2 separate regions of the Homo sapiens genome follow, and region 1 is linked to region 2. Evidence: chromatin loops called from intact Hi-C (ENCODE). Cell type or tissue: heart left ventricle. All regions are shown on one strand. Links, peaks and the distances in the headings refer to the core of each region. The heading gives the core; the rest is flanking DNA. Region 1 holds the start of MIR6529 (microRNA 6529). Region 2 overlaps GSK3B (glycogen synthase kinase 3 beta).

Region 1 (15,641 bases), core at 2,570-10,569, 70 kb before region 2:
CAGTGTGAATGAAGAACTGGCAGAACTTCATACTGGACTGAAGTGGAATATTTGTGAAGGAGTCAAGAGTTAAAAATAAATTCTGATGTTACTGGCCTGGAAGACTTGACTGCTAAGTTATATTGTTAATTGTAATGGGAAAATTGAGAAAGTGCTGAGGTGAGAGGGTAGGTGAGTTCACTTTCTTAAAATTTAATATACAATAAGTTCCCTTGAAATTCAGACAGCAGTTAGTTACTGGCAATGATATTTGACTTCCTAGTCTATTAATTGCACAGTTTCTAATTTTTCTACACCTAAAGATGTTGGATTTATATTCGGGAGCAGTAAACTAAGGGCTTTTATTTAAATGCTTCTCATCAAAGTCCTAATTTTTTTTTTTTTTATATACAGCTTCAAAAGCCTCACACTTGAAACCTGGTTATAATAGTTTCATGATGGCTTATTTCAGATCAATGAAAATACTTTTGGGACTAAACTGTGACTGTAACATTTTAGATATGTAGCCATTAATCTTTGATATATGCTTAAAACTTGTTTTTTATAAATAATGATTATTACTATTATTTTAAATGCAAAATTTATCTAAGAATAAAGTATTGAGAGCCTTCACTTTGTGAAGACTCCAGAAGAAATTAAAAGTTGATTTTATAACAAGTATTTTTTGCCCTTTTTGTTGAGTTTAGGCATTAATCCCAAATTTAAATCAGTATATTTGAAATACTACTTTTTACTTGCTATAGTGAAACCAATGTTTCATTTTTGTTCACTTCCAAGTTTACATGTAATTAAATAAATGTTTATAAAGTTTTTCTTTAGAATCACATGATATTTTACTCCATAGGGAAAGTAAGGGACTGTTTGTGGCACTTTTGGTTAAAATATTAGTAATCCTTTTGGTATATACAATTGGAGAAAATTTAGCTAGTTGTTTAGGTTTAATACTTAAATATAAGATTTAGAAATATGAAAATAAGTCTGTATCACTTAAGTTGTTTCCTCATATAAAACTTTTTTAGATCAAAATTTCTATTAGCAAAGAGAGAATAATAGTAGCTGCATATTATTCTGCAGTATTACGTCGTATGGTGATTAAAGCCAAAGAGTAGGTAGCAACTTAGAGTTTCCGTATTCCCCTGGGAAGTTTAATCTCTTTATGACATCTAAAAATTAGGTTATTAGAGTTTAGTCCATTTCTTGATAATCCTGTGTTAATGTGGAAAAGAGTTCATGTGTGAGACTGAAAACCAGAACTTTATTTTCAGTCATTTCCCAACCCGACTTCCCCAGAGTTGTTAAAACGTTTAAGATATTTAAGAATTGCATGCTTTCTTGTTGCATGCACCTGTAGAATGCTAATTGTGAAGTGACAGTAAGTCACAGGCAAAAGGAAAAACTTCAAGGGAACCCAGTGATTCACAAATCACCTTATGGCTGATTGGGAACTGCATTTAGAAAATGAGGTGACATCTTCTCATTTCACTGGCAAAGTTCAGCTGAAAATCAGTACTTGCACGCTTTACTGTGTAGCCCTTATATTAGAATTGAGTTGCAGGTGTGAGATAATATTTTGGAGAAACAGCAAGGCTGGGAAAGTCAGAGATTTTATTCCAGCAGCAGAGTCTAAAGAGTGGGAGAGCTCTATTTGTGTGTGCACTTTATGCATAGAGAAGGCTGTGAAACATGCATATGTTGACCCTATTGTCACAGTTCCATACTTTTAAATAAGACCCATGAAGTTGAGACAGGGTTGGAGATGACAGACAGGATGTGAGATTGTGGTGCTTCTTGTGATGCTCCACCCTATAATGGAGAATGGAGGGGCAGAACGCTTGTGTGGGTGAGACAAGAGTGTGTGTTGGTACTAACAGGACCAACCGGGTTCCCCGGATATTGTTCTTCTAAGAACATAATCACCATAAGTAAATTAATTTGTTGGAATGTTTATCATTTTCTAGCTGATTTTTTGTGTGTGTGTGTGGGGTGGTGGTGGTGGAAGGGGAGTTTTCCCCGATTTCAAGAATAAAAGCATTTTCATTGTTCAGAAGAAGAGCATTTTCATTAAAGCGGAGGTTGCACTCTTGGCATTTTATCTTGAGTTATACAAATCATCCTTGGTTATACAAATCAAATTGCTTTTGAAATTTGTTGAGTGTAATGTATAAATGTATATTTATATAAAAACCTATGTGAATAGAACAGCAAGGAAAAACTGAGTAGAGTTAAAGAAGTTTGTTTTCCCTGAGATTTTCTGCCTTTAAATTTATATAAAAAAGGAATATTCCATTTTACGTTATTGAGTTTTCTATTTTTTTAAATGAGCTAATACTCAGTACATAATGGACATTTTTAGTAAATTATTCCAATATACTTGTGTCTGTAATGCATTTGATGTGGTATAAGATTTAGAAACACAATTTAGTTCGGCTGGCACGGTGGCTCACGCCTGTAATCCCAGCACTTTGGGAGGCCGAGGCGGGTGGATCACGAGGTCAGGAGATCAAGACCATCCTGGCCAACGTGGGGAAACCCCGTCTCTACTAAAAATACAAAAATTAGCGGGGGCGTGGTGGTGTGCGTCTGTAGTCCCAGCTACTCAGGAGGCTGAGGCAGGAGAATCGTTTGAACCCATGAGGCGGAGATTGCAGTGAGCTGAGATCGTGCCACTGCACTCCAGCCTGGGCGACAGAGAGAGACTCTGTCTCAAAAAAAAAACAAAACAAAAGACAATTTAGTCGATTTGGGTTCTTAGTTTATAATCCCCCTTACCATTTTTGCTTATATTTTGGGAAGAGAGGTCAACTTCCAAACAATGTGCAGGTTCCAATTTTATAAGTGATTAAATCTTATATTTTTTGTATTGAATAGTTTTCTTAGCATGTTTGGTTTGATCACTTGAAGTAATGATGTATTTGTCTTGAAACTAGTTTTGTCAAACCAACTTTTTATTTCCAGAGTACCATGGTTAACAACAGCACAAAGCCAAGTCCTTAACGTGTTCCCTTAATAACATGGTCTAAGGTTAATTTCTTGATTCTTATTTCAAATCAATTCAGTAATAAAAAGTACACTTTTTTTTTTTTTGAGATGGAGTCTCGCACTGTTTCCTGGGCTGGAGTGCCATGGCGTGATCTGGGCTTACTGCAACCTCTGCCACCCAGGTTCAAGCGATTTTCCTGCCTCAGCCTCCCAAGTAGTTGGGATTACAGGTGCCTGCCACCACACCTGGCTAATTTTTTGTATTTTTAGTAGAGACGGAGTTTCACTGTGTTGGCCAGGCTGGTCTCAAAATCCTGACCTTGTGATCTTCCCACCTCGGCCTCCCAAAGTGCTGGGATTACAGGCGTGAACCACCACATGTGGCCGAACTAAATTGTGTTTCTAATTTAGTTTTCCTGAAGAATAACAGCTATGCATCAATGTGGAATTGTGTTATTTGGAATCTCACCTTATTGGAATTGGCTGGTAATTGACAGTAAACCAGAAGTGCTCCTGAGCAGCTAATATCTGCAGACAAATGGAGTGTAAACTTTGCTCATAGGTTAGTTTTCAGGCTTTTATTAACGGTTCCTTGTTATTATTTAACATATAGTTGTAATTCATTGAGTTGTCTGGGTTTTTTTGAAATCACAGATCAGGGGAATGGATAGGTACTGATTAAGCATTATGCTACTGAAAAGAATGGATGATTAGGGGAAACAAGCATATTGGGATTACTTAGTGTATGTAGGGTATGTAGGTTCATATAGTTCCAGGGTAAATCATTCTGATAATTGTTGAAAATGTTCACCCAGAGAAATTTTTTTTTTTTTTTGGAGACAGGGTCTCGCTGTGTTGCCTATGCCTAGCCTGGAGTGCAGTGGCACAGTCTTGGCTCACTGCAGCCTCTGCCTCCTGGGCTCGGGTGATCTTTTAACCTCAACCTCTGGAGTAACTGGGACTATAGGCATGCGCCAACATGCCTGGCTAGTTTTTGTAGTTTTTATAGAGAGGGGGTTTCGCCATCTTGCCCAGGCTGGTCTTGAACTCCTGGAATCAAGCAATCCTGCCTCAGCCTCCCACAGTGCTGGGATTACAGTCATGAGCCACTGCACCCATCTGAGAATATTAATTCTCTTTTAAAGAGGCAGGAGGCAGAAAAATCTCTTGTGGAAACCTGGGCTTCTGCATAAACTACATAAAATATCTGTAATTTGTTGATCACTGAAGTGATGAAGAGAACTGGGTCACCTCTGTCTGATTCACCATCTTCTAGTTGGATTTCAGCAGTATGGATAAAGGTACTAAAGTCTTTAGTGTGCTAGCCCAGGGTATTGTTTCCAACTCTTTCTTCCATTGTCCATCTACATTTATTAACTCAGCAGCAGAGTTTTATCTGATTTAAGATTTGTTGTCTTACTATTTCTGTTTTTTTTTTTTTCCTCCTTAGTATATATGGAATTGCTGCTTGGATTTTGGCTGGCTTGTACCTTTTGTTTGTGGACTGCTTAGAAGGCACTGCATGGAGTCATTTAAGCTTTCTTATGAATTATGAATAGCTATGTAGAGAGGAACTTTTCTAGATACATTTATGGCCTATGAGAATTGAAAAGCTGGGTATCTTAATTGTTAGGCTGAAGAAAAAGGGTGATAGTGGCAAAGTAGTTTTTCTTTTGGAGGTCTGAGAAATTCTTAGGGGCTTAATTGGCTAATATAACTAGAAAGGTTGGGTGATTTAGGTTTTTTTCCAAGGAAAGGTATCTTATTTAAATGCAACACTGTCTGCTTCCTGTTATTTTATAAAATTAGTTAATACTTTTTTTTTTTTCTCAAGACGGAATGTCACTGTGTCGCCCAGGCTGGGGTGCAGTGGCACAATCTTGGCTCACTGCAACCGCCACCTCGAGGCCTGGTTCAAGGAATTCCCCTGCCTCAGCCTCCTGAGTAGCTGGGATTACAGGCATATGCCACCATTCCCCGCTAATTTTTTTGTATTTGTAGTAGAGATGGGGTTTCACCATGTTGGCCAGACTAGTCCTGAACTCCTGACCTCAGGCAATCTGCTGGCCTCAGCCTCGCAAAGTACAGCAAAATCAGTTAATATTTTTAATTGATTAACACTTTCTTCATGACCTGTGTTGAAGTTATTGAGTTGAGTCAATTGAATTTCTAATGCTAGATTTTGAGTATGTGGTGTGAGCACCTGAAGAGTTGGAGGTACTGGAATTATGTCTGACATCAGACTGATAGTATTTGCAGGGACATTTGCCCTAGTGGAATTCAGGGTTTTCACATTCTATACATTACTTAAATTATGAAGGAAAGGGGGAAGCTTTGAGTTGGTAGACTTTTAATAATAAGATATAATTACATGTATATAGAAGAGCAACGTACTGTATATCATATTCTCATAATATATGGTAATAACGGCAGTAATTATTGAGTGCGGTGTGCCAGATAATTGCATGTTTTATTTACCTATTTTGCTTTAAATTTTAAAAAATGTAATTTACTCACATGGTTCAAAATTTTAAAGATATTCAGTGAAGTCTTCTCTCCTGCTCTGCAACAACCAGTTCTCTTTCCTGGAGACCACTGGCATTACAATTTCTTATGTGTCCTTTCATAGGTATTCTGAATCTTTACGGATTAATGATTTCTATAGTAGACTTGCATTTTGTGTATACATACATAAATTAACAATAGCTTTAGCAGAAGTGTTAGAATTAAAACAAATTTAAATCAGTAACTCTAGAAAATTGCTATTTTTTAACCTATTAAATTAGTAAATACTTATTTCTCTAAATATAAGTTAGTTGGAGAATAAGTGCAAAGATGACAGAGCTCCTCTCGTGGCAATTAGAGGTAAAATGTTAATAGTCTTAACCAATGAACAATTAATAGCACATTTAAAATAGATGTTTATTTCATAATAAAAAGACAGGATAATTTTTTAACTTTCTATTTTTCTAACATCTTAGATGAGAAAACCTGTTCTCTTGAGAGATCAGAGGCGCAGAGTGCGTCAGTGTCAATGAAGCCTGTGCCTTTTACTTCTTTAAGAGCGTACGGTTTCATTCTGCTCCTAAATCAAGCACCCCTTAGTTGTTGAATAAAAATTACTTTTATAAAGGAATATATGATTTAAAGAAATCAAATAGTGCAGAAGGGCTTATGATGGAAAGTAATCTTCTGTCCTCCAGTCCTACTTCTTAGAAGCAACATTGGCTATGACAGCTGTTTCCTCTAGTAGTTTTTGTCATATTTTTAATTATATGCTTTTTATCTATTTCTTAAAATTAATTTTTTTGTCTTATTGTGGTAGACATCATTTATTGTCATGCCCATCTCCCTTTTGCTTTCATACTGATATAATTATGCCACTATTTAAAAACTATTATTTATTTAAATTATTATTCAAATTATTCTCAGTATGTAGACATGGAACAGTATTCTATGTAGAAACAAGTAGTATACAGTGATCACATTTCCTTATGAGAATAGCTTTATTGAGATATAATTCACATACCGTAACATTCATTTTTTCATTACTCAGGTGTTCATAGACTTGTGTAACCATCCCAACCATCTAATTTTAGAGCACTTTTATCATTTCAGAGATAAAGCTTATACCCATTAGCAGCCATTCCCTATGTTCCCCTTCCCCACAGCTCTAGGCAACCACTAATTTACTCTCTGTCTTTATAGATTTGCCTGTTCTGGACATTTCATATAAATGGATTTATGTAATACATGGCCATTTATGACTGTTTTCTTTCTCCCATGTTATAGCATGTATTAGTACTTCATTCCTTTTTATTGCTGAATAACATTTCATTGTATGGAAATCCTGCGATTTGTTTATTAGTTGATGGACATTTGGGTTGTTTCTGCTTTTTGACTAGTATGAATATGCTGCTGTGAACATTTGTGTGCAAGTTTTTGTGTGGACATATGTTTTCAGATCTTTTGGGGTATATACCTAAGTAGTGGAATGGCTGGGTGATATGGTAACTCTCTGTTTAAAGTGTTAAGGAGCTATTAAGCTGTTTCAAAGTGACAGTCACATTTTTTCCTTTGCTTTTAATCTTTTTAGACTTTATTGTTGCCATTTTCTTTCTTTTTTTTTAAATACTGTTTGTAATAATTATAATCTCAATTCTTCCCCCCAAATGTACCAATTTATCAGACATTCTCTGGATTTCTACCTGCCTCCTGCCCCTTTCTTTTCCTGGAGTGTCCTTTTTCCTGGAGCCCTCGTCCAACTGCTGGGATCTGATCTAGTTGTTCTCCAGGCCCCGTTGTACAGCTGTCATCCTCTGACTTCTTTCGCTGCTCTTCAGGGTTGGCTCTCCAGTTTCCTGGATCCCATATCTCTAAATAACATTTCATTGTATGGAAATCCCATGATTTGTTTGTTAGTTGAATAGTTCTTATCTGATAACTGTTTGATAAATATACCTGGAAAAGTTGTTCATTGTTTTTTTCCATATTTGTTCCAAAAGGGCAGTTAAGAAGCTATATACTTTTTGGGCAGATACCCTCACCCTTGCAGTATCTAGATACTGAGAAATAGATGTTGGAAGGTTACTTTGTATCATTTTATTAAGTGATTACCATGCAAACATAAGGCAAGTACAAAAATCTGAAAAATATTAATATTAAGTAATTGTTTAGACTAGAGCTATTCAGAAGAAATATTATATAAGCCAAAAAGGTGAATTATATATGTAATTTTAATTTTCTATGAACCACTTTGAAAAATAGACACAAGTGAAATTAATTCTAGTAATATATTTTATTTAACCTAGTGTATCTAAACTAATAATATATCAAGATGTAATCAATATAAAAATTATTGAGATATTTTACATTCTTTTTTTGGGTAGTAAATCTTTATAACCTAGTGAGTGTTTTACACTTAAAGAACATACTAATTTGGGGGCCGGGCGCGGTGGCTCATGCCTGTAATCCCAGCACATTGGGAGACCGAGGCGGGTGGATCACGAGGTCAGGAGTTCAAGACCAACCTGGCCAAGATGGTGAAACCCCGTCTCTACTAAAAATACGAAAATTAGCTGGGCGTGGTGGCAGACGCCTATAATCCCAGCTACTTGGGAGGCTGAGGCAGAGAATTGCTTGAACCTGGGAGGCAGAGGTTGCAGTGAGCCGAGATTGTGCCACTGCACTCCAGCCTGGGTGACACAGCAAGACTCTTTCTCAAAAAAAAAAAAAAAAAAAAAAAAAAAAAGAACATACTAATTTGGGCTAGCCACATTTCAAGGGTTCATTAGCTACATGTTGCTAGTGGTTATTGTATTGGACAGTGCAGGCTTAGAATTTTGTCCAGGAATTATATTATTTTTGTTATTTTTAAGTAATAGAAAAGGTGTGTGTGGTTTAAAAACACTTCATTGATTTATGCCTTTGTTTTTAATCATGTTTTCAGCTTATTTTGAGATTTAAAAGAGGTTGAAAATTGTTACGTTTTTCAGAAGGGGGCTTGCTGTAGGGTGGGTAGTGATTCTTTCCACCCTTATTTTAGTAAAACTGTTAAAATAGGTATTTAAATTTTTGCTGTTAAGATAATTAGGTGTTGTCCTTACCATGATTGCCTTGGCCTCCGTGGAATTTTTTCGATGCAAATATTCTTTGTCATATATTATTTCCCCTTGCTGTTTCAAAGACCTTAGCTGGCTTTCAGTCTCAAATGCCACCTCTTTAGTCATTCATGCTTATCTCAAGGCATGAAATTCACTTTCATATAACTCCTTCAGCACTCTCTGTGACCCTTCTAATGTTCTTCCTTGTATTCTTGTTAATGTGTCTTGTTTCTCCGTAGGAGATCATAAGTTCCAACATGACATAAAAATATTTTATGCATCTTTGTATTTTCTGCAGTGTGGAGCACAGTCCTTTTTGTATTGGGTCACTTAGTACATATTCTAGTTGAAGGCAGTTTGTCATGTGATATGGTGTCTAGTGGTATGATAGTTTACAGGTCACCAAGCTATTGCTGATGTTTCTAGGAACATTTAAGTTTTGATGTAAGAAATTAAGTTAAATTTGTGTTTTGTTTGTTTGTTTTTTTGAGATGGAGTCTCGCTCTGTTGCCAGGCTGGAGTGCAGTGGCGCGATCTTGGCTCACTGCAACCTCCACCTCCTGGGTTCAAGCGATTCTCCTGCCTCAGCCTCCCCAGTAGCTGGGACTACAGGCATGCACCACCACGCCCAGCTAGTTTTTGTATTTTTAGTAGAGACAGGGTTTCACCATGTTGACCAGGATGGTCTCTATCTCCTGATCTTGTGATCCGCCCGCCTCCCAAAGTGTTGGGATTACAGGTGTGAGCCACCGTGCCCGACCCTGTTTTTTTTTTTTTTCTTAAATGTGAAGGAATGATAGTAGGGAAAGGAAAGAGACATAGAGTATACAGACACTTCTGTTGCACTGTGTGCTTAGCACTGAGTGGCTCTGAAATCTTTGGATGGATGACTGAAAGAAAGGACTTGGGTGCTAGGTTGCACTGGTTGGTAAGCACAGTACCTTTGAAACATTGAGCATATGACGCTACTACGGTATCCCCTTACATTATTTTATTTGGAGTGGGTAAGGACTGAAGAGAGATTTATAACAGTGAAACCTGACAGTTCAATTTCTTTCCTTTCACCAAGTAGCTTACTCTGCAAAAGAATAAAGTAAACAGACAGTATTTAAATATGAGAAGTCTTTTCATCATGGATGTACTTAGGTATGTAATTGTATTGTGGGGGAGTTGTGAAACTGTAATTTTTTTTCTTTTTTTTTTTGAGACTGAGTCTTGCTGTATTGCCCAGGATGGAGTGCAGTGGCGTGATTTGGCTCACTGCAATCTCTGCCTCCCAGGTTCAAGCAATTCTCATGCTTCAGCCTCCCGAGTAGCTGGGATTATAGGTATCCACCACCACGCCTGGCTAATTTTTGTATTTTTAGTAGAAGCAGGGTTTCATAATGCTGGCCAGGCTGGTCTCAAACTCCTGTCCTCAAATGATCTGGATGCTTTGGCCTCCCAAGGTGCTGGGATTACAGGCATGAGCCACTGCACCTGGCCGAAACTAATTTTTACAAGACCTCTTTTTGGGTCTTTAAGATGATGTTTGTTTGTTTGATATGTTAGTATGTCAGTTCTAGAGCTTTCCCAGAGAGGGTGAGAAATATTAATAAACAATAGGGTTTCTATTGCTAAATAATACAACTTCTTTTTTTTTTAATTAGAGGAAAGAGTGTCGTCGTCTTCTCCTTCTTCCTTCTACCTTCTTCCTTCTTCCTTCGTCTTCCTTCTTCCCTCCCCCTCCTCCCACCTTTTTTGGAGACAGAATCTTGCTCTGTTTATCAGATTGTAGTACAGTGGTGTGATCTTGGCTCACTGCAGCCTCAACCTCCTGGGCTCAAGCAATCCTCCCACCTCAGCATCCACATTAGTTGGGTCCACAGGAGTGCGCTACCATGCCTGGCTCATTTTTGTATTTTTTGTAGAGACGAGATTTTGCTATATTACCCAGGCTGGTCTCGAATTCCTGAGCTCAGTCCAGCCACCTTGGTCTCTCAAAGTGCTGGGATTGCAGGTGTGTGCCACCTCACCTGGCCATAATACAAATTCTTAAATAGTGGTCGAATATGACTTTCTGTATTTGGTTTTGAAAAATAAATTGCTTTCCACATATCAGCATGGTATTTCCTTCTGTGATTAAATGTGTGCATTGTGAGATGTTTGGCTGGTATAGGGTACAATTCTTAGACATGGAAGAAATTTACTTTCTCTGTAAGTAGCAAATACTTGTTATGCCCTTCTTGAACCAAGAGGATTTACTAAAGAACAAGGTATAATTCTATTTAAATTCAGTTGAACATCAGGAATAACTTTTACTGAGAGACTCTGAGGCCTTTAAAAAATATGTTTATATAGGCCGGGTGCGGTGGCTCACTCCTGTAATCCCAGTACTTTGGAAGGTTGAGATGGGTGGATCACTTGAGGTCAGGAGTTGGAGACCAGCCTGAGCAGCATGGTGAAACCTCATATCTACTAAAAATACAAAAATTAGCCGGGTACGGTGGCAGGTGCCTGTAATTCTAGCTACTAGGGAGGCTAAGGCAGGAGAATCGTTTGGACCTGGGAAGTGGAGGTTGCAATGAGCCGATACTGCACTACTGCGCTCCAGCCTGGGCAAGAGAGCAAGACTGTCTCAAAAAGAAAAAAATGTTTAATATGTATCTACTTGTGGCAGTAGTCTACTTATTAAAAAAAAAAATGTGTGTGTGTGTGTGTGTGTGTGTGTGTGTGTGTGTGTGTGTGTAATTTCCTGTCAAGGTTGTAGAAAATTAAAGGAGAGTTGTGCTTTTTCAAAGGATAGAGGAGACAGGCCAGGTGCAGTGGCTCATGTCTGTAATCCCTCCCAGAGGGAGACTGAGGAGGGGCGGATCGCTGAGGTCAGGAGTTCGAGACCACCCTGGCCAACATGGTGAAACCCTGTCTCTACCAAAAATACAAAAATTAGCTGGGCATGGTGGTGCATGCTTGTAATCCCAGCTACACGGGAGGCTGAGGCAGGAGAATCGTTTGAACCTGGCAAAGCAGAGGTTGCAGTGAGCTGATACCGTGCCACTGTACTCCAGCCTGGGCGAGACAGCGAGACTGTCTCAAAAAGAAAAAAAAGTGTGTGTGTGTGTGTGTGTGTGTGTGTGTGTAATTTCCTGTCAAATTGTAGAAAATTAAAGAAGAGCTGTGCTTTTTGAAAGGATAGAGGAGACAGGCCAGGTGCGGTGGCTCACGTCTGTAATCCCTCCCAGAGGGAGGCTGAGGCTGGCAGATCCCTGAGGTCAGGAGTTTGAGACCACCCTGGCTAACATGGAGAAACCCTGTCTCTACTAAAAATACAAAAATTAGCTGGGCATGGTGGTGCACGCTTGTAATCCCAGCTACACGGGAGGCTGAGGCAGAAGAATCGCTTGAACCCCAGAGGCAGAGGTTGTAGTGAGCCGAGATCGTGCCACTTGCTCTCCAGCCTGGGAAACAGCAAGACTCCATCTCAGAAAAAAAAGAAAAAAAAAAAAAAAGAGGAGAAGTTCTAGTATGATATTTCTGATATTTCTGCTCTACATTGGAGAAGGAGAACTTAGTTAGAAACAAAGGGTGTGTTTGTCGTATTTGTCATGACTTCCAAAATGGGAGCAGGTGGGCCAATTCCTGGGTCGTTAGAAAAGAAGACCCAGAGACAGGAGATTGTCTTCCGGCACTGTGTGGGCTATGGTATCAATATAAGTTGTATAGCTTGTTGGCTTTCAGTATTTATTTAGGAGTAGGAAATTGTTCTAAAATGCATTTCACATTATATCTAATTAAAAACACATCTTTTTTTGTGTTAATTTCTTACATATAGCTGAGAAAGCCTAGACTTTCTAAAGTCTAGGAAAGAGGTGAGAAATGCTGCTGTGGACCATAGGAGTTGGGGTGGGGGAAGAAGCTAATTAGAAAAAAGTTTGTGGTCATGATAGATTTTGAGTTTCTCTGGATGCTGTTAATGATGGCCGGAATTTTAGAATTCAGATTCAGCTACTCTTTGAATGTTTATTGTGTGCCAAGCACTCTCATTCCATTTAACTTTCATAATGCTCTGTGACAATATTTGCCCCATTTAATGAGTGAAGAATCTGAGGTTAAAAAAAATATATTTTTTTAATTGATTTATTCCGGGGCCTTACAGTTAGTAGGGAATAGGTTCCAGATGTTGATCCCAGGCCCTCCAGACTTGAAGTAAAGGAAGAAAATTTTTTGAGTACTTACCATGTCATTGTACAATAGTAAGCAATTAATTTAAAATAAATGTTACTATGTATATTTAAGATATACAACATGATGTTAATATGATACATATTATAATAAAATGGCTACTGTAGTAAAAGAAATTAACATCTCCATCTCACATAGTTACCCACCCCCTCTCCCTCGCCCCTACCAAGAGCAACTGTAATCTACTCAACTCTTAACAAAAGCCTAGATACAATACACTATTATTAACTATAGTCTTCATGTTGTACATTAGATCTTTTGACATGTTTATCCCAGGTATTTGCTACTTCCTATACTTTGACCTACATCTCCCCATTTCCTCCCCTGCTCAACCTCTGCTAACCAGTTTACTCTCTATCTCTGTATATTTGACCTTTTTTTGAAAAAAGATTTCACATATAATTGAGATCATGATATATATTTTTTTCTGTGTATAGTTTATTTCAGTTAATGTCCTTCAGGTCCATCCATATGTGTGTGTACACACACACATATATATATACACACACTGAAGTTTAACCATTCGTCCATTGATGGACACCTAGGGTTGTTTCCATATGTTGGCTGTTGTGAATAATGCTGTAGTGAACGTGGGAATGCAGATATCTTTACGAAGTGATGATTTCATAATATTTTGTATATACCCAAAGAATAATTACTGGGTCATATGATAGTTCTATTTTTAGTTTCTTTAGAAACCTCCATACTGTTTCCAGAGTGGCTGCACTAATCTGCATTCTCACCAACAGTGTACAGAGGTTCTCTTTTCTCTACACCTCTACCAACACTTAATCTCTTATTTTTTATTTTTATTTTTTTGATAATAGATATCCTAACAGGGGTGAGGTGGTATCTCATCATGGTTTTGATTTCCATTTCTCTGATGATAAGTGATGTTGAGCACCTTTTCATATACCTGTTGGCCGTTTTTTAGGTCACCTTTAGGGAAATGTCTATTCACCTCCTTTGCCCATTTTTTTTTTTTTTTTTTTTTTTTTTGAGACGGAGTTTCGCTCTGTCGCCCAGGCTGGAGTGCAGTGGCGCGATCTCGACTCACTGCAAGCTCCGCCTCCCGGGTTCACGCCATTCTCCTGCCTCAGCCTCCCGTGTAGCTGGGACTACAGGCGTGCGCCACCATGCCCGGCTAATTTTTGTATTTTTAGTAGAGACGGGGTTTCACCGTGTTAGCCAGGATGGTCTCGATCTCCTGACCTCGTGATCCGCCCGTCTCGGCCTCCCAAAGTGCTGGGATTACAGGCGTGAGCCACCGCGCCCAGCCGCCCATTTTTAAATAGAGTTATATGTTTTCTTGCTGTTGAGTTGTATGATGTTTTTATAAATCTTGAATATTAACCCCTTATCAGATATATGGTTTGCCAAAATGTTTTCCCAGTCTGTAGGTTGTCTTTTTATTTTGTTGTTTCCTTTGCTGTGCAGAAGCTTTTTAGTTTGATGTAGTCTCATCTATTTTTACATTTGTTTCCTGTGTTTTGGTGTCATGGAAAAAGTCATTGCCAAGACCAATGTCAAGGAGATTTCTCCCTATGTTTTCTTCTAGGAATTTTGTGGCTTCAAGTCTTATGTTTAGGTTTTTATCCATTTTGAGTTGGTTTTTGTGTCTGGTGTAAGATGAGGATTCAGTTTCATTATTTTGCATGTGGAAATCCATTTTTCCCAACACCATTTATTGAAGAATTGTGTTGTCTTGGTGCCTTTGTTGAAACATAGTTGACGGTCTATGTTTGGATTTGTTGCTGGGCTCTCTATTCTGTTGCACTGGTCTGTGTGTCTGTTTTTATGGCAGTACTAAACTATTTTGATTATAGTTGCTTTGTAATTTAATTTTAACTCAGGAAGCGTGAAGCCCCCAACTTTTTTTTTTCCTCAGAATTGCCTTGGCTGTTCAGAGTCTGGTGGTTCCATGTGAATTTTAGGATTGCTTTTTCTACTCTTGTGAAGAATGCCATTGGGATTTTGATAGGAATTGCGTTGAATCTGTTTTGTTGCTTTGGGTAGTATGATAATTTTAACAATATTCTTTTGATCCATGAGCATGGAATTCTTTCCATTTATTTGTGTCCTCTTCATTTTCTTTCATCAGTAGTTTTAGTTTTCAGTGTACAGGTCTTTCAACTTTTTGGTTAAATTTATTCCTAAGTATTTTGTTTGTTGATACTAACACAAATGGGGCTGTTTTCTTAATTTCTTTTTCAGCTTGGTCATTATTTGTGTATGGAAATGCCATGAATTTTTTATGTTGATTTTATATCCTACAACTTTACTAAATTAATTTATTCAATCTAACAGTTTTTCATGTGGTCTTTGGAGTTTTCTATATATGGGATCATGCCATCTGCAAATAGAGATAATTTTCTGATTTGGTTAACTTTTTTTTTCCTTTTTCTTGTCTAAATACTCTTGATTTAGACAAGCTCTTCCAGCACTTCTAGTATTCTGTTGAATAGAAGTGGTCAGAGTGGGCATCTTTGCCTTGTATCAGGTCTTAGAGGAAAAGTTCTCAGTTTCTCGCCATTGATTATGTAGTTAGCTGTGGGTTTTTCATAGATGGCCTTATTATACTGAGGAACTTGCCTTCTATATTTAAACTGTTAAAGAGTTTTTATCAAGAAAGTTTAACTTTGTTGAATGCTTTTTCTGTCAGTTGATATGATTGTGTCATTTTTCTTTCAGTCTCTTAATATATCACATTGATTCATTTGTGTATGTTAAACCAGCTTTGGATGCCCATATAAATCCCACTTGATCATGATGTGTAATTTTTTGATATGTTGAATTTGACTTGCTAATACTTTATTGAGGATTTTTGTATCATCAGTG
Region 2 (15,641 bases), core at 2,708-10,707:
TGTTTTACTTTCTTGTCATTCATCTGTTTACTGGAGTAGCACTTTTAATTTCCTTCAAGAACTTTTCCTTTGTATTCATAACTTGGCTGTTTGGCACAAGAAGCATAGCTTTCAGCCTATCTGGGCTTTTGACATATTTTCCTCACTAAGCTTAATTACTTCTAGCTTTTGATTTAAAGTGAGAGATAGGTGACTCTTCTCTCACTTGAACACTTAGAGGCCACTGTAGGCTTATTAATTGGCCTAATTTCAATATCGTTGTGTCTGGAATAAGGAGGCTGAGGAGAGGGAGGGAGATGAGGAAACAACTGATTGGTGGAGCAGTCAGGGCATACACAATATTAATCTATTAAGTTTGCCTTCATTGATCACAGATCACCATAATGGGTATAATAATAGTGAAAAGTTTGAAGTACTGCAAAAATTACCAAAATGTGACACAGAGACATAAAGTGAGCATATGCTGTTGGAAAAGTGACACTGATAGACTTGGTTAACATGGGGTTACTATAAACCTTCAATTTGTAAAAAAACATAATTTCTGCAAAGTGCAATAAAATGAGGTATGCCTATATATTTTTCTCTTAGGCATGTTCCTTATTATATTAACTATAAACAGCATCATTACTAATGAAGTTGTAAACTAGAATTTAATCAGTATTTGAAAATGTATGGTGTCCCTTGCAGAAATGGAATTAATGACAAAACTCGTAGTTATTACCTGCTATTTTATTTTCCATAGTTAATTTTAAGAGGTTCTTATAAAGTTGTTTGGAGGTACTCTATCTTCGCAACAGTTAAAATTGTAATATTTTAGGCATATCTCCTCCTCCTATTTTGTTATACAGAAAAGCTTTAGCTGATAAACAGATTGCATTCTAAAAGTTCATAAACTATTTTGGAACTTAGAAAGTATTTTTTCATAGTAAGTTTAGTAAATATGTAAATGCGAATAGGTTCCCAGGCTATCCTACAAAAGCCTAGTGAAGCCATAGTTAGCTCAAATATCTACATATTTACAGTGACACATAATAGAAAATAATATGGCAAGAATAGTAGTTAACACCAGAACACTGTTAAGAATTAGTTTTGAAAAATTTTCTTCTATGTGTGATTGATACAGGGATTTAATCAGAGGGAGGTCAGGCGTAGAGACTTGCGGGAGTCTGGCAGGCCTTTCTGTGTCCTTTCAGGTACTTTATAGGTTGCTGGCATTTCTTTGTTTTGATATTGGTATACAGCAGAAATGCTATCTTTTTGCTTACCGGCTATGGTTAAGATTGTATTTTAGGTTCTGAGTGGAATGAAAATGGTAGAAAAGAAATTGTTTCCTCAGGTAAAAAAGATAGGAAAGAACAATGGAAGACAGAGTAACCTAGGATGTGTGTTTGAAAAAGAAATTGTTTGAGATAGATTTCATTGACACACAAATAATGCAGGTTTAAGGGAATAGGGGTAGAGTATAACATGCAAATGATTCCTGATGGAGGAGAGCAAAGGTGTTGATAAAGTGTTTTGGGTTAGCAATCCTTATGCTGGTCAGTAAGTGGTTTTGGATATCTTTGGAAGCTATTTAGAACTGGGAATGGGGAGTAGAATGCTACTATGGTATTTTTATATGAACTGTTTCAGTATTTTTTTTTTCATAACATGGTACATCAGCTCACCAAAAATATTTAAATAGCTTGATATACATTTGGAGTGTTTTTTGATGTATTAAACTATTATTAAGAAAATATATTTTTTGAATGTATGAAAAGTAAAAGTAAAATATTGTACTTTAGCTAATTCAACAGATGCCTAAAACTATTATGTGATGAGAGAGATTTGGTTTTTACATTCCTTTTTTTTGTTTGTTTATTGATTAGAAAAACCATGCTTCCTTTTTCAATTTCCAAAATGTTTCATATTTAGAAGAAAGCAGTCCAAAAAGAAAATCAGGAAATGTTCCTTCTATTCCTACAAAAGTAGCACCTGTTGTTAGGCTATGTATTATTACTTAGTATTGTGATAAATCTGTTGAAGTGTTTAAATGTTTGCTATCTGTTCACTGATGTGATTTGCCTCGGGAATTTCTGGCTCTCTTTTTACTCGTTTTAGATGATTTGTCTCTCAGGTAGCTTTGTATATCAGCAAAATGACACAGTTTTATATTTAAAGGTATTTTTGCAGTTTATATTAGAAGATGTAAAGACTCTTACTCAAAATGTGTGGTTATATTGGACCGAGTTATTTTTATGGATTTATTTTAGAATGTAAATTATTCAATTCACTTTCACTTTTATAAGTAATGGAAAGTATACTAAACTTAGGAATTGGATGAGGCAATTTGGATGAGTACTATAAGACTATAGTATAGTTTTTAATACTACACAGTCTAAACTGTAGTGTTATACTCTAGTTTTTAATACTATAGAGTCATTGCTGTTATACATGGGGCATTGGTTCCAGGACCACTGGGCACATCAAAATCTTTGCATATTCAAGTCCTGCAGTTGGCCCTATGGAACCACCGTATGTGGAAAGTTGGCCCTATGGAACCACCGTATGTAGAAAGTTGGCCCTCTGTATATGTGGGTTTTACACCCTGTGAATACTGTACTTTTAATCTGTGTATAAGTGGACCTGCGCAGTTCAAACCCATATTGTTCAGGGGTTACCTGTATATAACCTTGAGCAATTTTACTTATTTTTTGAGTCTCAGTTCCCTTCTCCCTGATTTAGTACTGGTTCTTCCTCCTTTGTAGGACTGTTGCTTGGATCAAATGAGATAATGGGTCTAACTGTGCTTTTAAACTGTAAAGTGCTTCACAAATTTATTTGTGATGATGAGTGATGATGGTTTGGTGATCATGATTGGTCCTAGGGAAAACTGTCAAATATATGAATTTTAACTGCATTATCTTCTCAATCTGTTGAATTGACTTCACTCTTTTAAGAGGGTGATTGCAGGGTCCGAGGTCATCTCTGAGGAGGAAGTAGAGGTATTTATTTTGGTGACTTTCAGACTTTAGTTTCCAAAGTATAGTAGAAGCCTGTAGAAATTTGTCACTTATAAATGAACAAATATTTTTTCAGACTGCTATCTGCATAGTCATAAAATGGGACGCCCCCAGTGTGTGATAACTGTAAGTGTTGCCCTCATGGATTGGGTATTAGTTGTTAAATCGTAATTGATAAAGTATGTAGGACTGACTTAGAGTAAGCAGTAGTCTTCTGGGAGAAAGCAAATCCTGTCCTCTCTCCTCCCCTCCCTACTGTTTTAATTCAACAGCAATTTTTGATTTAATAACCTCCACTTTAAAGTGATTAAAAATGTGTGTAAATTTGTATGCTGTGCTATGGAAAAAGCAGTTTGGATTAAGGAGTGCAGATATCTGCATATTTCAGGTGAGGGCAGGGTTGGATAAGCTGTTATATTGGGGGCATTTGGGTTGTCAGAATGCAATATTGAGGACCAAAGGGATGTCTAGTAGGCCAAGAACAGACCTAATTGATTTAAAAAATATATTTAGAGCACTGATCTGGTATTACTGTCACTAAAGATTACAGTAAAATATACCAGCTTTTTGAGATCTATTTTCTGGCTTTCTTCTGGCTGCTCAAGGTTGATGTTTCTAGAATGTGACCACTGACTGGATCAGTGAGTGAGTAATTGTATTTTTAAAAGTAATTATTTACTTCTTTAGTTTAAGTACTTACCATTTTCTCTTTTCATCCATGTATAGCGTACTAATTCTTTGATAATCTGGTAACCTTCCTTCTTAAGAAAAATTTAAATATAGTGTCTACCCTTGCCCTCCAAATTGGGCAGCTTGTAAATCAAACGGATAAGCGTGTTTTTAAGAGTTAAAAATTCTAATGTAAATTCCTAAAAGCCAAAGATTTTTATGCACATGCTGTAAGCCTTTTAGACGTGTATGGAAAATAAACCTGTTTCTAAATTACGTCTTGAAATTATTTCAAGTGAGGAGTTAAGACCAAGTGAAATATTTATTCACTTTGGGTTTGGTTTGATTTTATTCCAGTTCAGTGAAGTTAGAGAAAAGGAAAATACACTTGATTCCAGTTTATGGCTTACAAGTAAAATAATATTTAAGTTCAGACTGTTGAAAATTAGCATGTTTCTGATTTTAGGTTTATTGTTTGGTTTAAAGTAAAATTTGGTTTTGAGGTAAAACCAAGAAGATAAAAAATTGAGTCAATTAAAATTGGCTCAGAAGAAGTATGGATATTTCAAAGAAAAAATTGGAGTGGCTAATAGATATTGGCCTCAGCACCTTTTGTAAGATATTTGGAGTTTTAGGTTTTGCTGAACACAAAAAGTTGGTTTCAGGGCCTAAATACCCATCTCTTATATTTATGACATGGTCCTTAGCAAAGTAATGTAGTAGGACACGAGTTTTTCAGTAAATGGACAGGTCTGAATCCTGTGGATATGAGTTGTTGAAGGGATTACTTTGAGCAAATTATCAAATCTTTTTGAACACCGTAAATTTTCCCATTTGTTAAAATGAGTGTTCTGAGTATGTCACAGGCTTTTTGTAGGAATTAAATGGTATATTGTGGCTCTTCAAGTGTGGTAGCTGGACCTGCATTAAGAAGCATTTGAGGTGCTTATTAAAAATACAGTTTCTGGAGCCCCACTTCAGAGCTACTGACCTTTTGGGGGATATATTCTAGGGTCTTCATTTTAGTAAACTCCCAGGTGATTCTTATGCCCACTGTGAGTGGTGCTTGCAAACTGTAAACAGTTCTCAAGGAATATGCTTACATAAATTGAACTTAAGATCTCAGTTTTGTCTCCTGTCCAGTTTTTGCCAATTGCTGCATATTGATGCTCTAAAGAAACCAGAATTATTTGGAAAAGGGTTAGGAACAGAGTAAATTTCCCACCCATACCTAAATACACATGTGGGACATTGAGTCATTTGTTTTGGCTGCTTGTTGTCACCATGTTTTCAGTAAGCCCTCCATTCTGTTTTACTACTTGTAAGGCTTTTCTATATATCTTCTCCCCAGGAATTTATATCTGACCAATGGCAAGCATAGGAAGACACAAAAGCACTACTTAGGTTTAACATGAATTAGTCAGTTCTCAAATCCTAACAATTCTGCTTGAATAATTCTTACAAAGTCTGTGGCAAACCTTTGCTGAGCATTTGCATTGTGCTGAACCTAGTGCACATGGGAAATGTAAATGATTCCAATAATGTCTAGTTTTTTTTTTTTTTTTTTTTTTTTTTTTTTGAGACAGAGTCTCACCCTGTCTCCCAGGCTGGAGTGCAATGGCGTGATCTTGGCTTATTGCAACCTCCACCTCCTGGGTTCAAGCGATTCTCTTGCCTCAGCCTCCCGAGTAGCTGGGATTACAGGCGTGCGCCACCATGCCCAGTTAATTTTTTGTATCTTTGGTAGAGATGGGGTTTCACCATGTTGGCCAGGCTGGTCTCGAACTCCTGACCTCATGATCCACCCGCCTCGGCCTCCCAGAGTGCTGGGATTACAGGCGTGAGCCACTGCGCCTGGCCAATGTCTAGTTTTTCTAAGAGCTCTTAGTGAAGTAAGGGGTTCAGACTTTTAATTATAGGGCATTGTGATAAGTACCGTGATAGGGCACATGTGAGTGGTAAAAGAGCATAGTGGAGCAGAATAATATATTCTTTCCTATTTCCACTGCTAATAATTTGAAGTTCAAAGAAACTGTAATTTATTGAGCACCCACTAAGTGGCATGCATTTAAAAAACAACAACTGTGTAACCTGTGCTATTCAAGTGTCACAACCCTAAGTAGCAGCTATTTCCATTTTATAGATATTAAGTAGGTTGAACTTGTGATATAAACCTTTGTATGACTTCAAAGCCCATATTCTTTTCATTAGGCCTCTAAGGACAAAATTTGATTTTTTTCTTTTTAAAGAAGGGGATGTTATGATTCTTCAGAATTGATATCTGTTAATTTCAGTAGCATGATGTCTTCCTGTGATTGAAAAGAACTCTGGAGTCTTTCTGTCATCTCTTGTCCTCTGCCACCCTATGTTTTCCTTTTCATTTCTAAAAGTGATAAACAAGTAAACATCTCCGGAAGCCAGCCTATGTGACATCTGTCCATTTTGTTTTCTCTGCCTCTCCTTTTATTTACTCTTCCTATCCCCAAAGGAAATTTAGTAATTGTTTTTTTTGTTTTTTCTAATCTCTTAGGTTAGAATCATGTGAAGATGAATGGTATCTAAGGGAAAAGACCTTGTTAGAAAGATTTTTATCACATGAAGTTTACATAGAAATTGCCCTGGAATTTTTATCCTGCTGTTGATCATTAGGGTTGATTTGATTGATTCAACTGCTTGGTTGATATTTCCTTTCTTTCTTCATAGTTTCATTTGTTCCAACATATATAAGCAGTTGTGCACTCTGGCTAGAGCTTCCGCATCATAAATAAAGCCCCTATTTTAATCACAAGAATAAGTTCATTTTTGAATTTTCTAACTCTGATCCCATGGGGCTCAGTTTTCTACTTTTTATTCCCTTTGCTAATTAATTTTTATGTTGTTTTCTTGTTTCTAGCAGTTTGTTTATTTTGGGGAGAACATCTTTGCTTTTTAAAATTAAATTTATTTTATTTAAAAATAAATAGAGACAAAGTTTCACTATGGTGCCTGCCATGGCCTCCCAAAGTGCTGGGATTGCAGATGTGAGCCACTGTGTCTAGCCCAACATCTTTGTTGTTGTTGTTGTTTGTTTTGTTTTTGCTTTTTTTTTTTTTTTTTGACAGAGTCTCACTCTGTCTCCCAGGCTGGAGTGCAGTGGCATGATCTTGGCTCACTGCAACCTCCGCCTCCCGGGTTCAAGCAATTCTCTTGCCTCAGCCTTCCAAGTAGCTTTTTGTACTTTTAGTAGAGACGGGGTTTCGCCATGTTGGCCAGGCTGGTCTCGAACTCCTGACCTCAGGTGATCCACTCACCTTGGCCTCCCAAAGTGCTGGAATTATAGGCTTGAGCCACTGCGCCCGGCCAACATCTTTGTTTTAATAGTTTTTTTTTTTTTTTTAAACGTGGTTTCTTTGGATAAAGAGTTGAACTTCAACTTAACCTGAAAAATTTACAGTGGCCAGAGTTTCCTCTTCTGACAGTCTTATGTAAACATCCTTTAAAAATAGCTGTGTGTTATTTCTCTACATGATAGAGAAATAATTGGCAGTGCCTTTCCCTCTGCTAATACTATTGTTAGACAGAAAATGTCATGAAAATGCTTTGTATCTTCTGTGTATTCATGGGCGGTGTGCTGATTTCTCTAGGCTTTTGTTGCAGACTTTTAATTTTCTGTTATTTCTACGTGGAGACTTCATTCTTGAGGTGAAGGAAAATTTTTATAGAGGCAGTCATTGCAGACTTAACTCTCCACAGCAAGGTCACCAGAGTATTTATTAGACTGTGGCATGACTTTTCTCAGTTTGTAGTACACCTTATTCATATTCTCTAAAAGCACCTCAGTTACAAAGTGTCTCAGTTGTTGCTTTTTCTCAGCACTGGATTTTAAGAACTAGTCTCCTTAAAACAAGAAACATCAAATTAAATGCCTTTGTTAAATGAACAAAGTATGTTCAGCTTTGAGATTTATCATTTGAATAAAATTAGAGTGTCAGTGCCAGACACCTACCTACGAAATATTTAAACATCCTTGAAGTGGACTTTTGGCTTTTGGATACTCCCTCCATACCTTGGATGGGTCCATGTCACCGTATTCATCGTGGAGTGGATTGGTCTGAGGAGTGACTTGAGAAGACTTCAAAAAATATGACTACAAAATGTTGTTTACAGGTACAATCCTGTTTTTAGGAGATTGAGAACTAGGCTGTGTGTATTATTTTGGGATATGCCTAAACCGCCAAGGCTTTTGTAAAAATTGTATTCTAGACTGGATACAGTGGTTCACACCTGTAATCCCAGCACTTTGGGGAGGCTGAGGTAGGATGATTTTAGACTTAAGGCCAGGAGTTAGAGACCAACCTGGGCAACAAAGTGAGACCCTGTCTCTCCAAAAAATAAAAAAATAAAAAATATTAGTGAGGCATGGTGGTTTGTGCCTCTAGTGTTAACTACTTGGGAAGCTGAGGCAGGAGGATTGCTTGAGCCCAGGAGTTCAGTGTTACAGTGAGTGAGCTATGATCACGTCATTGCACTCTAACCTGGACGACCCTGTCTCTTAAAAAAGAAAAAAATTATTCTGTATTTAACAGCCTTCAATAGAAAGTGATTGTTCTGTTGTATACCGTCTTTTCATTGCGTCATGAGGGGTCTATTCTGGTTTATGTATTTAAGATTTATCTATTATGGTAAAGAGTAGGGATTTAATGCTGTGTTTTAATTATGTAGGGAATTTGTACAATGTGAGTGAAGTCCTCTGACGGGAGAGAGGGCCTGAAGCTGAACTAGTTCCTGCTGCTGTGCTGTTGTACCTTCAAGGCGGTTTCGAAGACCAATTTTATTATAATCGCTAGTGCCATATAATTAGTTTGGAAATTACTGTTTCATGTATGCTAGGAAATTTAGTACTGGGCAAAGTGGTTATTTTTTGTTTAAGCAGATTTGTTACAGTTTCTAGTTTTTCTTGAGGATTTTGGTCTCTTGGAAGCAGTGCTATGGTCTGAAATAGCCCAATTTGTTGTAGCAAATATTAAGTTGTTTGGATGTCACAGAATCAACTGTTGTACAGTTTTATTTTTGATATGGTTTTGCTTTGGTATAAATTTCAAAACCTAATGTTGCCAAAGTGTCTCTGGGAATAGATGTTGATATTAAGGAGTACATGGTTGAGGCCAGAAAACTATAAAAGCCTGTTGATTTATTCTCTTACTTCCTATTACTCTGGAGCTGATCCTTTTACATTATGTTATTGGAAACATTATCTTCTTTTTTTAAGGGGAAATGGAGAAAAGAATATGAAGTTAGTGGTAGTGGGAAGGTTTTAAAATACAGCAGAGGCAGCACGAGGCATGCGATGAGTTCTGCTACCTAAAGCTTTATGATAAATTAATCTATTATAGGTATTAATGTAGATGAAACAATGAATGGGATTGTTCTTTGTAAACAGTACAATTTTATACAGTTGTTATCTTATTGCCAAGTTGGCTAATTCCAATGCCAAATGGTAATGCGCTTTTCCTTGGCACGCTAGTTGCTGACCGACCCATGGCACTACTAATGTTCATGCCAAGTCATCCCCCATATTGCCCTGCCATTCTTTTCAGCTCTGCTATTTATCTTTTAATTACTGCTAAGGTAGTAAGTACCTTGTCTCTAGATGTGCAAAAGTGTGAAAGAATTGGTCCTTGTCTACATCAAATCTCAGCTTAAAATTAAGAGGCCTTAAGAGTCTCTTTCAGCTATAGTATCTGTAGGACCTGTTTTACCTTTCCACTCTGCTTTTAATACTTTAGCAGAATTGTCTTATTTGATGCTTTTTCCCATTTGCAAATTATGATGCTGGGATAGACATTCCTAGGCTCAGTGGCTGGAGTGAAGAGATGCTAAATCCCAGGGTTCTAATGGATATCTATCATAGCTAGTTTTCAAACCCTTGAAATGTTACCTTTTTTAAAAAGAAGTAGAACCTGTGGAGGCAAATAGGGAACGTCATCACAAATGCTTATATTGCTTAAGTTCTCTTACTAGAGCAAGGAAAATACAAAGGTGGGGCTCCTGTTTCCTTTATTGAAATATGGTTATGCAGTAGAAAAACATAATTTTTGGTTGGACCCCAGACAGTTTTTGTTTTCCGTTTTTCAGTTAATTAAAATTGTGGAGTACAGTAGGCTTTTTGTGTTGCTGTTATTGGAAATGGTCTTGCTGTGTTGCCCAGGCTGGAGTACAGTGGCATGATCTCAGCTCACTGCAGCCTCCCGCCTCCTGGGTTCAAGGGATTCTTGTGCCTCAGCCTCCCTTGTAGCTGGGATTACATGTGTGCATCACTGTGTTTGGCTAATTTTTGTATTTTTAGTAGAGACAATGTTTTGCCATCTTGGCCAGGCTGGTCTTGAACTGCTGGCCTTGAGTGATCCGCCCACCTTGGCCTCCCAAAGTGCTGGGATTACAGGTGTGAACTACCATGCCTGGCCATTTATTTATTTATTTATTTATTTATTTAGAGACAGGGTCTCCCTTTGTCACCCAGGCCAAAATGCAGTGGCGCAGTCTTGGCTCACTTACAGGCATGTGCCACCACACTCAGCTACTGTTCTTAAAATCTATATTAGTTTATTAATGATCCTTTGTTTTGTGAGTTAGATGTGAGATTTTGCAAGCAACTTGTTCAGTGGAATTTTTAATTCAGAGTCCTCGAAATCTTTTTTTGGTGTTACAGTTTTGACTTGGATAACATAGGGAAGAGTCAGACTATGTTTGAAATAACGTATGCTTTTTATGTTCTCTTGAGACAATTGGATTGTAAGAATGCATTCAATACCTTGGATTTTAACCTTTCTGGATCTCTTCATTTAGAGTTTAAGTTCAGAAGACTGTGATTCTGTTTTTAGGACTGCTAAGATACAGGTAAAGAAAAGTTATTTTACAAATGAGGGAGAGAATAACTTATGATAAGGTTTATAGTCAGCTTGAAAAGTTGTAGTTAAGATTAGCATAGAATTTTGGGGGGTGGGGCATGATAATTTAGAACTCAGATTAAACTAGGTTTTTAGCAAATATACCTAAGGTTTATTTTACTGAGGGATGAGACTTGAAGGGAGAGTTTGAAAGCTTTGAAAACTGCTTTTTTTATATTGGCTTATGCTGGGGTTTGTGTGCATTTAAAGCATATATAATACTGCTGTAAATAAAAATGGTGGTGCTGACAAGATTTGAGTTCTTTCTTTTCACAAGTGGTTTTGGATTTGGGGTGATTAAATCATGCCAGTTTGAGTGTTTTACCTTGGACCTAAAGACATAAATATTCAAGATGGCTGGCCATGATAAATATAGACTGCCTGTATTTCACCTGGCTATCTTATGAAGGAATCCCTCATTGCTTTTGAATCTGTCATGAGTGCCATCTTTTTTTTTAATTATTATTATACTTTAAGTTGTGGGTTACATGTACAGAACGTGCAGTTTTGTTATATAGGTATACATGTGCCATGGTGGTTTGCTGCACCCATCAACCCGTCATCTACATTAGGTATTTCTCCTAATGTTATGTCTCCCCTAGCCCCCCACCCCCCACAGACCCTGGTGTGTGATGTTCACCTCCCTGTGTCCATGTGTTCTCATTGTTCAACTCCCACTTATGAGTGAGAACATGCGGTGTTTGGTTTTCTGAGCTTGTGATAGTTTGCTGAGAATGATGGAATGATGGTTTCCAGCTTCATCCATGTCCCTGCAAAGGACATGAACTCTCCTTTTTTATGGCGGCATAGTATTCCATGATGTATATGTGCCAAATTTTCTTAATCCAGTCTATCACTGATGGACATTTGGGTTGGTTCCAACTCTTTGCTATTGTGAATAGTGCCGCAGTAAATGTACGTGTGCATGTGTTTCATAGTAGAATGATTTATAATCCTTTGGGTATATGCTGAGTAATGGGATGGCTGGGTCAAACGGTATTTCTAGTTCTAGATCCTTGAGGAATCGCTACACTGTCTTTCACAATGGTTGAACTAATTTACACTGCCACCAACAGTGTAAAAGTGTTCCTATTTTTCCACAACCTCTCCAGCATCTGTTGTTTCCTGACTTTTTAATGATCGCTATTCTAACTGGCATGAGATGGTATCTCATTGTGGTTCTGATTTGCATTTCTCTAATAACCAGTGACGATGAGCATTTTTTCATATGTCTGTTGGCTGCATAAATGTCTTCTTTTGAGACGTGTCTGTTCATATCCTTTGCCCATTTTTTGATGGGGTCGTTTGCTTTTTTCTTGTGAATTTGTGTAAGTTCTTTGTAGATTCTTTATATTAGCCCTTTGTCAGATGGATAGATTGCAAAAATTTTTCTCCCATTCTGTTTCTTTTGCTGTGAAGAAGCTCTTTAGTTTAATTAGATCCTATTTATCAATTTTGGCTTTTGTTGCCATTGCTTTTGGTGTTTTAGACATGAAGTCTTTGCCCATGCCTATGTCCTGAATGGTATTGCCCAGGTTTTCTTCTAGGATTTTTATGGACCTAGGTCTTAACGTTTAAGTCTTTGATCCATCTTGAGTTGATTTTTCTATAAGGTGTAAGGAAGGGGTCCAGTTTAGTTTTCTGCACATGGCTAGCCAGTTTTTCCAGCACCATTTATTAAATAGGGAATCTTTTCCCCATTGCCTGTGCGTGTCAGATTTGTCAGAGATCAGATGGTGGTAGATGTGTGGTGGCATTTCTGAGGCCTCTGTTCTATCCCTTTGGTCTATATATCTGTTTTGGTACCAGTACCATGCTGTTTGGATTACTGTAGCCTTGTAGTAAAGTTTGAAGTCAGGTTACATGATGCCTCCAGCTTTGTTCTTCTTGCCCAGGATTGTCTTGGGTATGCAGGCTCTTTTGTGTTTCCATATGAAATTTAAAGTAGTTTTTTCCAATTCTGTGAAGAAAGTCAGTGGTAGCTATAAATTACTTTGGGCAGTAAGGCCATTTTCACGATATTGATTCTTCCTATGCATGAGCATGGAATGTTTTTCCATTTGTTTGTGTCCTCTTTTATTTCCTTGAGCAGTGGTTTGTAGTTCTCCTTGAAGAAGTCCTTCACATCCCTTGTAAGTTGTATTCCTAGGTATTTTATTCTCTTAGTAGCCATTGTGAATGGGAGTTCACTCATGATTTGGCTGTTTGTCTGTTATTGGTGTATAAGAATGCTTGTGATTTTTGCACATTGATTTTGTGTCCTGAGACTTTGCTGAAGTTGCTTATCAGCTTAAGGAGTGTTTGGCCTGAGACGTCAAACAGAGACAATTTGACTTCCTCTCCTCCTATTTGAATATGCTTTATGCTTTTTCTTGCCTGATTGCCCTGGCCAGAACTTCCAATACTATGTTGACTAGGAGGGATGAGAGAGGGCATCTTTGTCTTGTGCCGGTTTTCAAAGGGAATGCTTCCAGCTTTTGCCCATTCAGTATGATATTGGCTGTTGGTTTGTCATAAATAGCTCTTGTTATGTTGAGATACGTTCCATCGATACCAAGTTTATTGAAAGTTTTTAGTATGAAAGGCTGTTGAATTTTGTTGAATGCCTTTTCTGCATCTATTGAGATAATCATGTGGTTTTTGTCATTGGTTCTGTTTATGTGATGGATTACATTTATTGATTTGCATATGTTGAACCAGCCTGTCATCCCAGGGATGAAGCCGACTTGATCGTGGTGGATAAGCTTTTTGATGTGCTGCTGGTTTCGATTTGCCAGTATTTCATTGAGGATTTTCGCATCAGTGTTCATCAGGGATATTGGTCTAAATTTCTTTTTTTTTGTTGTTGTGTCTCTGCCAGATATCATTTGGTATCAGGATGATGCTAGCCTCATAAAATGAGTTAGGGAGGATTCCCCTTTTTTCTATTGATTGGAACAGTTTCAGAAGGAATGATACCAGCTCCTCTTTGTACCTCTGGTAGAATTCGGCTGTGAATTTGTCTGGTCCTGGACTTTTTTTGGTTGGTAGGCTATTAATTATTGCCTAAATTTCAGAACCTGTTATTGATCTATTCAGAGATTCGACTTCCTGGTTTAGTCTTGGGAGGGTGTATGTGTCCAGGAATTTATCCATTTCTTGTAGATTTTCTAGTTTATTTGCGTAGAGGTGTTTATAGTATTCTCTGATAGTAGTTTGTATTTCTGTGGGATCAGTGGTGATCCCCTTTATCATTTTTTATTGCATCTATTTGATTCTTCTCTCGTTTCTTCTTTATTAGTGTTGCTAATGGTCTATTTTGTTGATCTTTCAAAAAATCAGCTCCTGGATTCATTTATTTTTTTTTTTGAAGGTTTTTTTTCTGTCTCTATCTCTTTCACTTCTGCTCTGATCTTAGTTATTTCTTGTCTTCTGCGAGGTTTTGAATTTGTTTGCTCTTGCTTGTCTAGTTCTTTTAATTGTGATGTTAGGATGTTGATTTAGATCTCTCCTGCTTTCTCTTGTGGGCATTTAGTGCTCTAAGTTTCCCTCTAAACACTGCTTTAAATGTGTTCCAGAGATTCTGGTATGTTGTGTCTTTGTTCTCATTAGTTTCAAATAACTTATTTCTTTCTGTCTTAATTTCGTTATTTACCAAGTAGTCATTCAGGAGCAGGTTGTTCAGTTTCCATGCAGTTGTGTGGTTTTGAATGAGATTCTTAATGCTGAGTTCTAATTTGATTGCACTGTGGTCTGAGAGACAGTTTGTTGTGATTTCTGTTCTTTTACATTTGCTGAGGAGTGCTTTACTTCCAATTATGTGGTCAATTTTAGAATAAGTGGGATGTGGTGCTGAGAAGAATGTATATTCTGTTTATTTGGGGTGCAGAGTTCTGTAGGTGTCTATTAGGTCCGCTTGGTCCAAAGCTGAGTTCAAGTCCTGAGTATCCTTGTTAATTTTCTGTCTCCTTGATCTGTCTAATATTGACAGTGGGGTGTTAAAGTCTCCCATTATTATTGTGTGGGAGTCTCAGTCTCTTTGTAGGTCTCCAAGGACTTGCTTTATGAATCTGGGTGCTCTTGTATTGGGTGCATATATTTTAGGATAGTTAGCTCTTCTTGTTGAATTGATCACTTTACCATTATGTAATGGCCCTCTTTGTCTCTTTTGATCTTCGTTGGTTTAAAGTCTATTTTATCAGAGACCAGGATTTTTTTTTGCTTTCCATTTGCTTGGTAGATCTTTCTCCATCCCTTTATTTTGAGCCTATGTGTGTCTTTGCACGTGAGATGGGTCTCCTGAATACAGCACATTGATGGGTCTTGAGTCTTTATCCAGTTTGCCAGCCTGTGTCTTTTAATTGGGGAATTTAGCCCATTTACATTTAAGGTTAATATTGTTATATGTGAATTTGATCCTGTCATTATGATGCTAGCTGGTTATTTTGCCCATTAATTGATGCAATTTCTTCTTAGCATCGATGGTCTTTATAATTTGGCATGTTTTTGCAATGGCTGCTACCGGTTGTTGCTATCCATGTTTAGTGCTTCCTTCAGGAGCTCTTGTAAGGCAGGCCTGGTGGTGACAAAATCTCTCAGCATTTGCTTGTCCGTAAAGGATTTTATTTCTCCTTCACTTATGAAGCTTAGTTTGGCGGGATATGAAATTCTGGGTTGAAAATTCTTTTCTTTAAGAATGTTGAATATTTTCCCCCTACTCTCTTCTGGCTTGTAGAGTTTCTGCCGAGAGATCTGCTGTTAGTCTGATGGCCTTCCCTTTGTGGGTAACCCAACCTTTCTCTGGCTGCCCTTAACATTTTTTCCTTCATTTAAACCTTGGTGAATCTGACAATTATGTGTCTTGGGGTTGCTCTTCTTGAGGAGTATCTTTGTGGTGGTCTCTGTATTTCCTGAATTTGAATGTTGGCCTGCCTTGCTATGTTGGGGAAGTTCTCCTGGTGAATATCCTTAAGAGTGGTTTCTAACTTGATTCCATTCTCCCCATCACTTTCAGGTACACCATTCAAACGTAGATTTGGTCTTTTCACATAATGCCGTATTTCTT

The links. Hi-C counts contacts between places; a loop is a spot of excess contacts. Peaks named below come from ENCODE experiments on the same cell type or tissue, not always from the same donor. Only the 100,000 strongest peaks of a DNase experiment are listed, where the experiment ranks them.
Region 1: it touches region 2 in a loop (2.3-fold over the local background); 8 of 110 quality-filtered maps call a loop at or near these places.

What each region holds. Positions count from the first base shown.
Region 1 is chr3:120,074,975-120,090,615 of GRCh38, reverse strand. The region is part of intron 1 of GSK3B (glycogen synthase kinase 3 beta); the gene reads left to right. It overlaps MIR6529 (microRNA 6529), which reads left to right and starts at 5,968; the gene lies at 5,968-6,052. RefSeq lists a silencer at 8,711-8,760. In heart left ventricle, for the core only: no CTCF peak of the experiment used is centred there; no DNase peak of the experiment used is centred there.
Region 2 is chr3:120,005,259-120,020,899 of GRCh38, reverse strand. All of the region lies in intron 1 of GSK3B (glycogen synthase kinase 3 beta), which reads left to right. Among named protein-coding and RNA genes, the nearest start is that of MIR6529, 72 kb to the left of the region's middle. In heart left ventricle, for the core only: no CTCF peak of the experiment used is centred there; no DNase peak of the experiment used is centred there; H3K27ac peaks cover 1,069 bases.